Linked DNA regions of Homo sapiens: region 2 is linked to region 1. Evidence: read pairs that join two places in POLR2A ChIA-PET (ENCODE). Cell type or tissue: CD4-positive, alpha-beta T cell. All regions are shown on one strand.

The links. ChIA-PET counts read pairs that join two places held together with the same protein. Peaks named below come from ENCODE experiments on the same cell type or tissue, not always from the same donor. Only the 100,000 strongest peaks of a DNase experiment are listed, where the experiment ranks them.
Region 2: POLR2A ChIA-PET joins it to region 1 with 7 read pairs; 2 of 35 experiments call an interaction of 5 or more read pairs at or near these places.

Annotation. Positions count from the first base shown.
Region 1 is chr3:13,888,876-13,893,875 of GRCh38, reverse strand. No RefSeq gene overlaps it. Among named protein-coding and RNA genes, the nearest start is that of WNT7A, 11 kb to the right of the region's middle. In CD4-positive, alpha-beta T cell, no CTCF peak of the experiment used is centred here; DNase peaks (open chromatin) are centred at 2,015 and 2,935; H3K27ac peaks cover 1,657 bases.
Region 2 is chr3:14,430,375-14,435,374 of GRCh38, reverse strand. The region is part of intron 2 of SLC6A6 (solute carrier family 6 member 6); the gene reads right to left. Among named protein-coding and RNA genes, the nearest start is that of SLC6A6, 30 kb to the right of the region's middle. RefSeq lists enhancers at 1-776, 2,820-3,114, 2,814-3,223, 2,601-3,512. In CD4-positive, alpha-beta T cell, no CTCF peak of the experiment used is centred here; DNase peaks (open chromatin) are centred at 1,064, 1,514, 2,984, 3,314 and 2 weaker places; H3K4me3 peaks cover 2,403 bases; H3K27ac peaks cover 5,000 bases.

The sequences.
Region 1 (5,000 bases):
GAGGAGGGCAATCATTACAAACCCTAGTTCCCCAAACCTAGAATTAATATTAGGCAACATCATTCCAGATGTTTGTCTAGGTATATATTTGGAAGGTGGAGTGGGAGTGGAAGAAAGGATGGGAGACGTAAGAGAGGGAGGATGGGTAACAGGAAGGAAAGAAGAGAGGCAGTGTGCAAGGAAGGAAGGAAAGGAATTTTATTAAAATGAGATTATACTGTATATGTCAATTTAAACAATAAAATACATGAAGCATATTTCCATATGAATTTAACCAAAGGAAAGGAAATTTGAGTGAAATAAAAGCAGTTGTTAACTTTACATATTCGATTTGTTAGCAAAATGAGTATTTTTTACAAGATCACTCCAGGTTTGTGGAGAACATTAAGAGATTAGGGGCCATCTCCCCGCTAAATTACATGTTTAAATCCTAGCATTTATTTTTCCCTGTTATGAAGAATGAGAAAATTAAGTCCTTCACACTTTCTATCATGCTCACACCTAACATACTGCCGTTGGGCTATTGATTCTATTTATTTATTTATTTATTTATTTATTATTTTTTGGAGACAGAGTCTTGCTGTCTCCCAGGCTGGAGTGCAGTGGCACAATCTCGACTCACTGCAACCTCCGCCTCCCAGGTTCAAGCGATTCTTCTGCCTTAGCCTCCCGAGTAGCTGGGATTATAGGAGCCCACCACAATGCCCAGCTAATTTTTGTATGTGTTTTCAGTAGAGATAGGGTTTCACCATGTTGGTCAGGCTGGTATTGAACTCGTGACCTCAAGTGATCCGCCTGCCTCACCCTTCCAAAGTGCTGGGATTACAGGCATAAGCCACTGCCGCACCCAGCAGTGCTATTGATTTTATAATGCCAAGGTCTGTAATATTCACAGACCTTGTAATATTCTGCCACCTCCCTTCCCTTGAATATTTAATCGTAGTTCTGGGTTGGTTTGTTAGCATTGCTCACCTCTAGTCATACATTGACTTTTCCCTTTCCTAGTTTCTTTTTTTTTTTTTTTTTTTTGAGACAGAGTCTGGGTCTGTCACCCAGGCCAGAGTGCCAGTGGCATGATCTCAGCTCACTGCAACCTCTGCCTCCTGGGTTCAAGCGATTCTCATGCCACAGCCTCTTGAGTAACTGGGATTACAGGCATGCACCACCACACCCGGTTAATTTTTTTTTTTTTGTAGAGATGGGGTTTCACCATGTTGGCCAGGCTGGTCTTGAACTCCTGGCCTCAAGTGATCTGCCCTCCTCGGCCTTCCAAAGTGTTGGGATTACAGGCAAGAGCCACTGTGTCCCTTTCTGAATTTCTTATTTAGATTTATCTCTTGATTGCCATAGACCCACCTTATGGATAGGAACATTAAGGCTTGTTCAAAGTCACATTGCCCATGGCAAATCAGTGCAGAGCCAAGATTCTGACAAATATTTGCCTCTCCAGAGGGAGAGCTCAGGAGACCCATGGCAGCTGTGAGATTTTGGACTTGGGTATTGGCATCTAGGGAAGGAGGGAGTCACTCTCTCTTCTTGAACTTTCTGGGGCTGCCAGAGGAGCCTGGACAGGACTCGGGGCTAACTCTGCCTCAAGGGGTCAGATTAAGGGTTGGACAGGTTTCCTGTAGTGCCTCTAACCCAGCCCTAGAGATCTAAAGAAGGAATTAGTGATTCAGGTGACTGGTTCTAGATTTTTTTGGACACGGAGGACTAAGAACAGAAAGTAGGACAATGAGGAGGCCCAATGCATCTGTTTTTCTTCCACTAGAAACAAAAATCCCCCAACCCAGAGGCCTAAACAATAATAGATTTTTCTGTCACTTAAAAAAAAAAAGCCCAGAGGCAGGCTGCGGGGCTGCTATGGCAGCTCAACCATGCCATCGTGTCCCTTCTTGTTTTCCATTTGGCCGTCCTTCTCAAGATGGCTGCCAGAGGAAGGGGAAACTCAAGGAACTGAAAGCCCAGGGGCTTCCACCTACATCTCTTTCAACAGAACAAAGTCATGGCTGCCCCTAGCTGCAAAGGATGCTGGGAGATGTAGTTTCTAAAGTCAGTCACAAGACAGAAAAAGTTTATCTTCAGGATAATTGAGATTTTTCACTACTTTTTAGTCTACAATAATGAAAACAGCTACACTTAGTCATTTACAGATATTCATTTGAAGTACCATCGAGGGACCAGGCACAGAGCCAGCTGCCTTGTGTAAACTGGTGAACGAAGGGCTTGTCCTCTCCTCACCTGACTTACTTAGGGAATAGTCACTGTGTGCAAAGTACCTAGTATCTATTACTTCATTTAATGTTCATAACAGTACTAGGAAGTAATTACTATTATCCCCATCCTACACACAAGTAAACAGAAGCTCTGAGAGGCTAATAATCTATCAAGGCTCCATAATTATGTAACAGATCCAGAATTCAAATCCATGTTGGTCTAGTCCAGAGCTTCAGCCATTAACTATTCCATACTAGTGGGTTCCATCCATGGCTGTGTCTTAGAACCTCCCTGAAAGCTTTTTATATGCTCCACAGAGATTCTGATTTAAGTGGTTGGAGGTAGGGTTCAAGCATCAGTCTGTTTGTAATTATCTTATTTAATCCACACAACAACTGGAGATGAAGGTATTTATCTTTCTATTTAAAAATCAGAGAAACTAAGACCCAGAGATGCAGACTCACTTGCCTAAAGTCACACAGTAATTCCACAGTGAAACTGGGATATATGATCAGATCTGTCTTCTCCAAAAAGCCATCCTTAGCTCCAGAGAAAGGCAGCCTCCCTAAAGCTGGGGGATATACTGGCCAACCACTCTGCTCCAGCCCCAGAAGCCTCCCAGGGAATGTGTGTGCATGAGGGGCAGAGCGCCAGGTGGCAACTAAGTGATAAACAGGCCAGGACATGCCAGGATGTGTGCCGGAAGCCCAGCCCACTAAAGGCAGAGGTGTGGCTGGGCCAGGGTGGGGGCCGGACGTGGGGATGCACTTTTTCCCCAGCACAACAAGCTGTGGGCTTCCTCCCTCCCAGCTGAGCCCTGCCTGATATGGCAGGCCCAGAATGGGTCGCTAGCTAGAGAGTGGAGGGGTGGCAGGAGGGCAGGGGCCCAGGGCCAGTCCCCAGAGGAAGTCACATGGCTGGGGGCACAGGCATGACCCAGGAATGGTGAGGGGAGGGAGATATTTCAGGCCCGAGAGGAAGGGCCCAGCCCATGAGATGAATCACCCGGGCCGGAGATTATCCTGAGGAAGACCTTGGGGGTGGAATGGTGATAAGTGCTCTCCTCCCGAGGTGACCAGGAGCCCACGGGCAGATGGCCAGCGGCCGGTGAGGCAAAGTGTGGCTGGGAGCGCACAGATGAGTCTGAGAGGGCCCACCAGATCCAGGTGCTTTCCAGAAGGGACTTCTCAGTGACCCTACAACATGAGGGGAAGCCCTGGAGACCAGTCACTTGCACAAGGTCACAGGGCCAGAGATGGGATTTGGAGTGGGAGTGTGCCTTTCTGTTTCCGCAGCTTGTCTCCCCAAAGCAGGGAGCTAAGACTGCCACTGCCCTCCTGCTCCAGGGGCTTCCTGGGTGGACATGAAACTTCACTGATAAGACACCAGGCTTTAGACTCCGAATGGCAAACCAGGTGTCAGAGCTTATGCTTGCTCCTGGATGAGGCACTAGACTTGTCCCAGCTTCTTATTGCAGGAATGGGAAGTAGGGAGTCCAGAGGCTCACCCAGAACAAGGGGCTTACCCAGGATTCCAGAGCAGGCTGGACAGAGGCCAGTGGACCTGAGTCCTGCCTCCCAGCCCACAGATGATGATCTTCTGGATCTCTAAGGGTGGCCATCAGCATCACCTGGGAACTTGTTAGAAATGCACATTTTGGGGTGCATTTCATTCAGTCCCAGATGGACTGAATGTGAACCTGGGCAGTGGGCATCCCTCTGAGCATTAACAAGCCCTCCTGCAGGGGATTCTGGTGCCAGCAGAACATAAAGTACACACACACACACACACACACACACACACACACACACACACACACACACACATATTCACCGGGTGGTATTTGGTATAAAATGGCCTCACAATGGTCTTTACCTCAAATTCAATTAAAACAATCCCATCCACCTGATGATCCATCCATGGGCTCACAAACCATGAGAATGCAGAGGTCCTTCAAAATCAACAGGGATTTGTTTCTCAAGCTGGAGGGATATGTGGGCTCCTTGAAAGGGGAAACTTGTACACTACTCCCCCTGGCCAATAAACACACTCAATGGTGGTTTAACTAATTTTTAGTACACCATTGCTTAGATATGTACTATCATAAAACTAAGCGTAGGCTCTTATGCTATTAAAATCTGCAAGTTCCAGATGAAATATAAACTAACATAAACACCAGAAAATCTAACTTTTAAATGAATGATAATTGACATATGCCAGAGAATGTTACTTTGCTGAAGCCAAGTGGCAGCTTGTAGCCTGATCATGGTGTCAATTGTCACCATGTAGGGCCCATTAAATTTGGCACCATCTATCACCCTCTGTCATGAGATGAATCAAACCTCCCAACCCCTTTCCTCTAGCCCACCTCCTCCTAACCCTTTCTTCACACAGGGCAGGGGCTTCAGTGAATTACTGCTTTCTTCTCCTGGGCTCCAAATCACAAAAGTGGTTTTCCTGGGAACCTTATGACCATAAGCAAAAATGCAAACTCAAACAGCAAAGTTAATTAGAGGACAGTTATCAGTTATAATGAGGTCATCCTAATAGTTTGAAATATGAGGATGTTAGATTCATGTTAAAATGAAAAAAAAAAAAAGACCATTTGAAATTCTCATTCTTGGAGCCCTGAGCATTCCTCTCTGGAAACCTGGGAGTCCATAGATCCCTTTTGAAGAGACAGAGACTTAGAGCTGGCATGCCTTACTCCATTTCTGAGCTGGAGAAATCAAGGGCCACAGAACAGTGGGGACCCACTGTTCCCTTCTCTGATCCCTCTAACC
Region 2 (5,000 bases), 540 kb before region 1:
AGTACGGGTCTACCCTCAGAGACCCCCGACCTCCGCTAGAAGCCTCCTGCCTGGATCACACTAAGCCCTGCAGAAAAGCCTCTACCTCACCCCCGGCCTCATCAGCCTTGCCTTTCACAGATCAGGAGACTGAGGCTCAGAGAAGGGGGAAGCCTTATCCCAGGTCCCACAGCTACAGGACAGTGGGCCAGGATTTGCACCCACGTCCCAACTCCATGACCTTGGTGCCACCCTGGGGCAAGGTGACCTCTGGATGGGGACCAGCCAGACCACGTAGTTCTTCTTAGTCTGTGGTTTGCTGGGGAAGAGTGGATGACAGTGAGCAGGTTTTGCAAAGAACAAGCCTCTGGAACAACGCCGGGGGTGGCGAGACACGGTATGAGTCTAATAGACAGCCAACTTGTCACCTTCCCCTCATAAAAACATTGGCAGGTGAACATAAGGTCTGGGGACTGGGTCCAAACTGTTTTATCATCTCCTTGGAAGTGGCAGGACCTGGCCCAAAGCCCCAGAGAACCACAGTCTGGCAGCAGAGGAGAGGCAGCAAGGAGAGTGCCACCGTGCCAGTTGCAGGGGGAGGGGTGGAGGCACGGCAGGCTCCCGGTGGCAGGATGGCCTGAGAAGGGCCAGGATGAGGCAGGGTGGCTGGCGCTGCCCCAGATGAAGGTGTTTGAGGCACACACCATACTCCAAACGGAGGTGCCCCACAGCAGAGCCCAAGCAGCTAAGTCGGGGAAAGGGCAGTGGGCGAGGTCAGAAAGCTGGGTCATGCAGGCCAAGTCACTTCCCCTCTGCATCTCAGAGGTCCAGGGTTAGAACAAAGGTTTGAGTGGCTTTGGCAAGCAGTGGCTGTTAACTCACCCTACTATGTGCCAGGCACTGCTCTAGGAACTGGAGACAGTGGGTGAGCCCTACCAAGCTGACCTGCAGAAGGGGAGATAGACACTAAACACATAAATGAGCAATTATTTATGACAGTGCCCAGCACACAGAAAACAACAAAGTAGGCCCCTCTGCGGAGGTGACATTTCATAACAACAGCAGCTCGCTGAGGACTCACTGTGGGCAGGCCCTGTGCCAAGCCCTTTCCAGACACCAACTCACTCACTTACTCCTCACCAGCCCGGATGATGGAAAGAGGCCCAGAGAAGTAAAGCCACTTGCCCAGGGTCATACAGCTGGATTCAAACCCAGAAGCTCGGCTCTAGGGAACAAGCTTTTAGCCACACTGAAGCTGAGGCAAAGAACTGGGGGCAAAGAACTGGGGGAACACTGTTCTAAGAGCAGAGAACAGCAGGTGTAAAGAGGGCCATGGTGCACATAGTGAAGAAACAGAAAGCCAGAGTGTGGCAGAGAGGAAGAGGGGACGGGGCCCCCAAGGCCAGAGTTAGAACCTGGATTTATCCCAAGTTTTGTGCTGCCCCAGTGAGGGCTCAACGCTTTTGGCTAAAAGCCCTGGATTGTCCCTGACCACCAACCCTTCCCTTCTACTCTGAAAGGGAACTTAAGGGCCCATGTTGGGTTTTTCCCTGCAGGTACTTATGACTTTTTTTTTTTTTTTTTTTTTTTTTTGAGACAGAGTCTAGCTCTGTTGCCCAAGCTGGAGTGCAGGGTGCGATCTCAGCTCTCTGCAACCTCCGCCACCTGGGTCCAAGAGATTCTCGTTTCTCAGCCTCCTGAATAGCTGGGATTACAGGTGCCTGCCACCACGCCCAGCTAATTATTTAGTATTTTTAGTAGAGATGGGGTTTCACCATGTTGGCCAGGCTAGTCTCAAACTCCTGACCTCAAGTGATCCACCTGCCTTGGCCTCCCAAAGTGCTGAGATTATAGATGGGAGCTACCGTGCTCAGCTAACACTTTCTGGTGGGGCCTGTAGAGTCGTTAACCCCACACCTCGGCCGCCTGGGTTCCTCACCATGAGCTGAGAACCTGCGGGGTGGGTGGCCAGAATGTCTTCCCCTTGACCAAGGACCTAACACCTAAGACTGGTGGCACAAACACAACATCCTTGTGCAGGAAGCCCAAACCCTGCCGGCTCCATGGGTGAAGCCATGCTTTGAAAGGAACAGGGTCACCCTTTGCTGTAATGTGCTCTTGGGAAGTCATCTGCCCACTCTGCTCTGAGCAGGCACTCGCTTACCTGGGGCAATTCTCTCTGGGGGAGGTGGCGGGAGGGAACAAAAGCTCTGGCTGACTGAGCACCTGCTACACACCTGGCCCAGGGCCATCACAGGGGTACTGGGTCACCGTCCCACCTTCACAGCACTAACGTCCCACCTTCACAGCACTAACGACTAGAGAAGGAGGGAGGGGCTCGTTTTGTTAAAGAAACAAAAATTATTCTACAAGTTCAGAGGAAGGACAAGGTTCCGTGTCTGGTCAAGGGTAGGCTTCAAAGACGTCTCTGGTCAAAGAGTCCCTGAGAGCTGGGCCTGACAGCCTGGACACACAGAGGAAGGTCAAGTCTCTGGGATGCTGTCTGAGGGGACCCTGGACACCACTCAGTAGACTTCCAGGGCACTTGGTACCCACAGCTGGGCTGGAGGAGAAAGAGGAGCTTGGGGAGGGCCACCAAAATGCCTACCTTGGGTACTTGGAGGCCTGTTTCCACAGCCAGAGGCAGGGCCGAGAGCAGCCCCATCTGCAGATTCTGCACACATCGGGGCTTCTCCTGACCTGGGGAGTCGCGCACTGTTGGACTTGCTCTTAAGGCTGGGGTTTTGGGGTTGTTTTCCTGTTGCTATGTGTTTAGGCCAATAACAGCACAACGGTCACACTGCCTGCAGCTCTGCTCCAGGGTGCAGGGGCTGGGTGAAGGGTCAGAGGGAGCCAAGCCCCTTTTCCATCTCCTTCCCCCATGGCCCAGGGCTGGCTGGAGTCAGGCTGCTGTAGGGGCCCCTGGAGCCTGCGGAAGGAGTGGGTGAGTCAGCAGGCAGCCACCTCCTGGCACTGACTCACCAGCGACAGGACAGGGCTGTCACTCTTGCTGTCAGCTTCGCTAGCAGCCCAGCCCTCAGCCTGGTTTTGCCGGAAATGGGGGCGGGGTAGGGTAGACCATGAGCCTGAAACAGGCTCTGCAGAGCCCAGGATTATTTCTGGAGGCCACAAAAAAGAAACTCAAGAAAAGAGAAAGGTTGGTTGCCATTTCCTTGACCTTCTCCTTTTAAGCTGTAAGAAGCCTAAAGCCCTGCTCCTTGTTGGCTATGAAAAGCAGAGGGCAGCCCCTCCCTTGCTCTATAGAAACTGGAAGGATACAGGCCCCAGTGACAGAGTCAGCTAAGGGTGCACGTGCAGGAGCCGGGCCAGCCCCAACTCTGTCACTGTGGCTCTGCCGGATGCCACAGTGCCATGGAAACCAGTCAGGGCGCTCTGCTGTACAGCCTTGGGCAAGTCACCTTCTCTCTTCAGCCTCAGTGTTACCCTCTCTAAAGTAGGCACAATATCCCATCTACAGTATGTGAAACTCCTACCTCATTAAATGTTTGCAAACAACCTCCCCCTCCTTGTTCCTCTTTTAAACATGTTTTTCCCCCTGACGAGGATGTACTTTCTTCTTCCTTCCTACCTCCGCCCCACCTCACTCGGACTCAGAAATTCAGCTCGACCAGAGTGTGGTGCTAGAGGAACCAAACAGCCTGGGATTTAGCAAGACAGGGTGGGGAACTAGCACTGTCGGTCACCGGTGCCCACTGTGTTCTGGAGCACAGGTGCCTGCTCTACTTAACTGGAAGCCGATTCCTAGGCCCCCTCCACCATCCAGAACCAGCCCAAGATCCCCAGGGGTTCCTGAAGCACACGCTGTGGTTTCTCAAGCCCCAACACCCTTGGCTTGTGCTGTGCCCTCAGCCCGGTACACTCTTCCCCTGCCTAATGAGCAGGTACCCCTCACAGCCTCGATGGGACAGCCTCCAGGACAGCTCTGTCCCTGCGTTCCCAGCCTGTACTGTTGCTGTCTGTTACTCCCCAGTCACCCGGGTCCTGCTTCCTGACACCTAGTATTAATACAAGGCCCAGCACGATGAGGATTTTTCAGATGGAATGTTTAGGGCTTAGGGCTCTGGGGACACTCTGCATAGGGAGAAACAGCCTTCCACGTCAGGCATTCTGAGAGCTCCTCTACGAGGGCGACAGAGCAAACTGCAATGACAGATGCTGGGGTATGTGGACAGTGGGGAAGGGTGGACCAGGATGTGCTCCCAACATCTGAGCACAGTTTCCCATCAGATGGTCAAAACTCTACAGATGAACACCAGATCTTTAGGAAATCACTTTTCATTAAACGATGTCCATTCCTGAGCATCTTCCAATAATGACTTTGAAGTTAATTTTTCCTGCCCCTAAAGGTTTGCCAAGTGCCAGGGGATGCCCTGGGATCCCACACAAAATCAAAGACTCACAGTGGGGCTTTGGAGGTCTTGGCACGTCCACATCCAAGCCCATTTTACAGATGAGGAAACTGAGGCCCAGGCCACATAGCAGATCAGTGACAAGACAAAGCTACAGTCTCTAGCCTCCTCCACAGACGGCCCCATCAGAGCTGGAGGGAACTCATTTCACAGAGGGGAAACTGAGGCCTGAAAGATGTGGTGGAGGGGCGGGACATTCCCGACAACCCCAACTTGGTGGGATACAGTGGACGCCAGAGGCTGAACATAAGCTCTTCTTCCAAACTTGGGAGGATGAGGCTCATATCTAATTCTGTCAGGTTGGCAACTGTTGGTGCAGTGGTGGCAGCGACTTCCAGCACTACAAGATGGTGCCTAACAGCGGCTACTGCTCAGCCAGAAGAAAAGCTCAGCGCTAAAATCCACACTCGGGTGGGGCTAGGATGCAGGGAGGACCGACGCTTCTCAACTGTGGTCTTCCTACGTGCAGGGGCCATCTCCCAGGGCAACCCCCAGTGGTAGCCATCTCCCTCAACTTTCCATTGCAATTTAGCTTAAACTCTGGGGGTGCTGGGGACATGGTATACCTTCTGATGGCCTGTCACTCGTGGT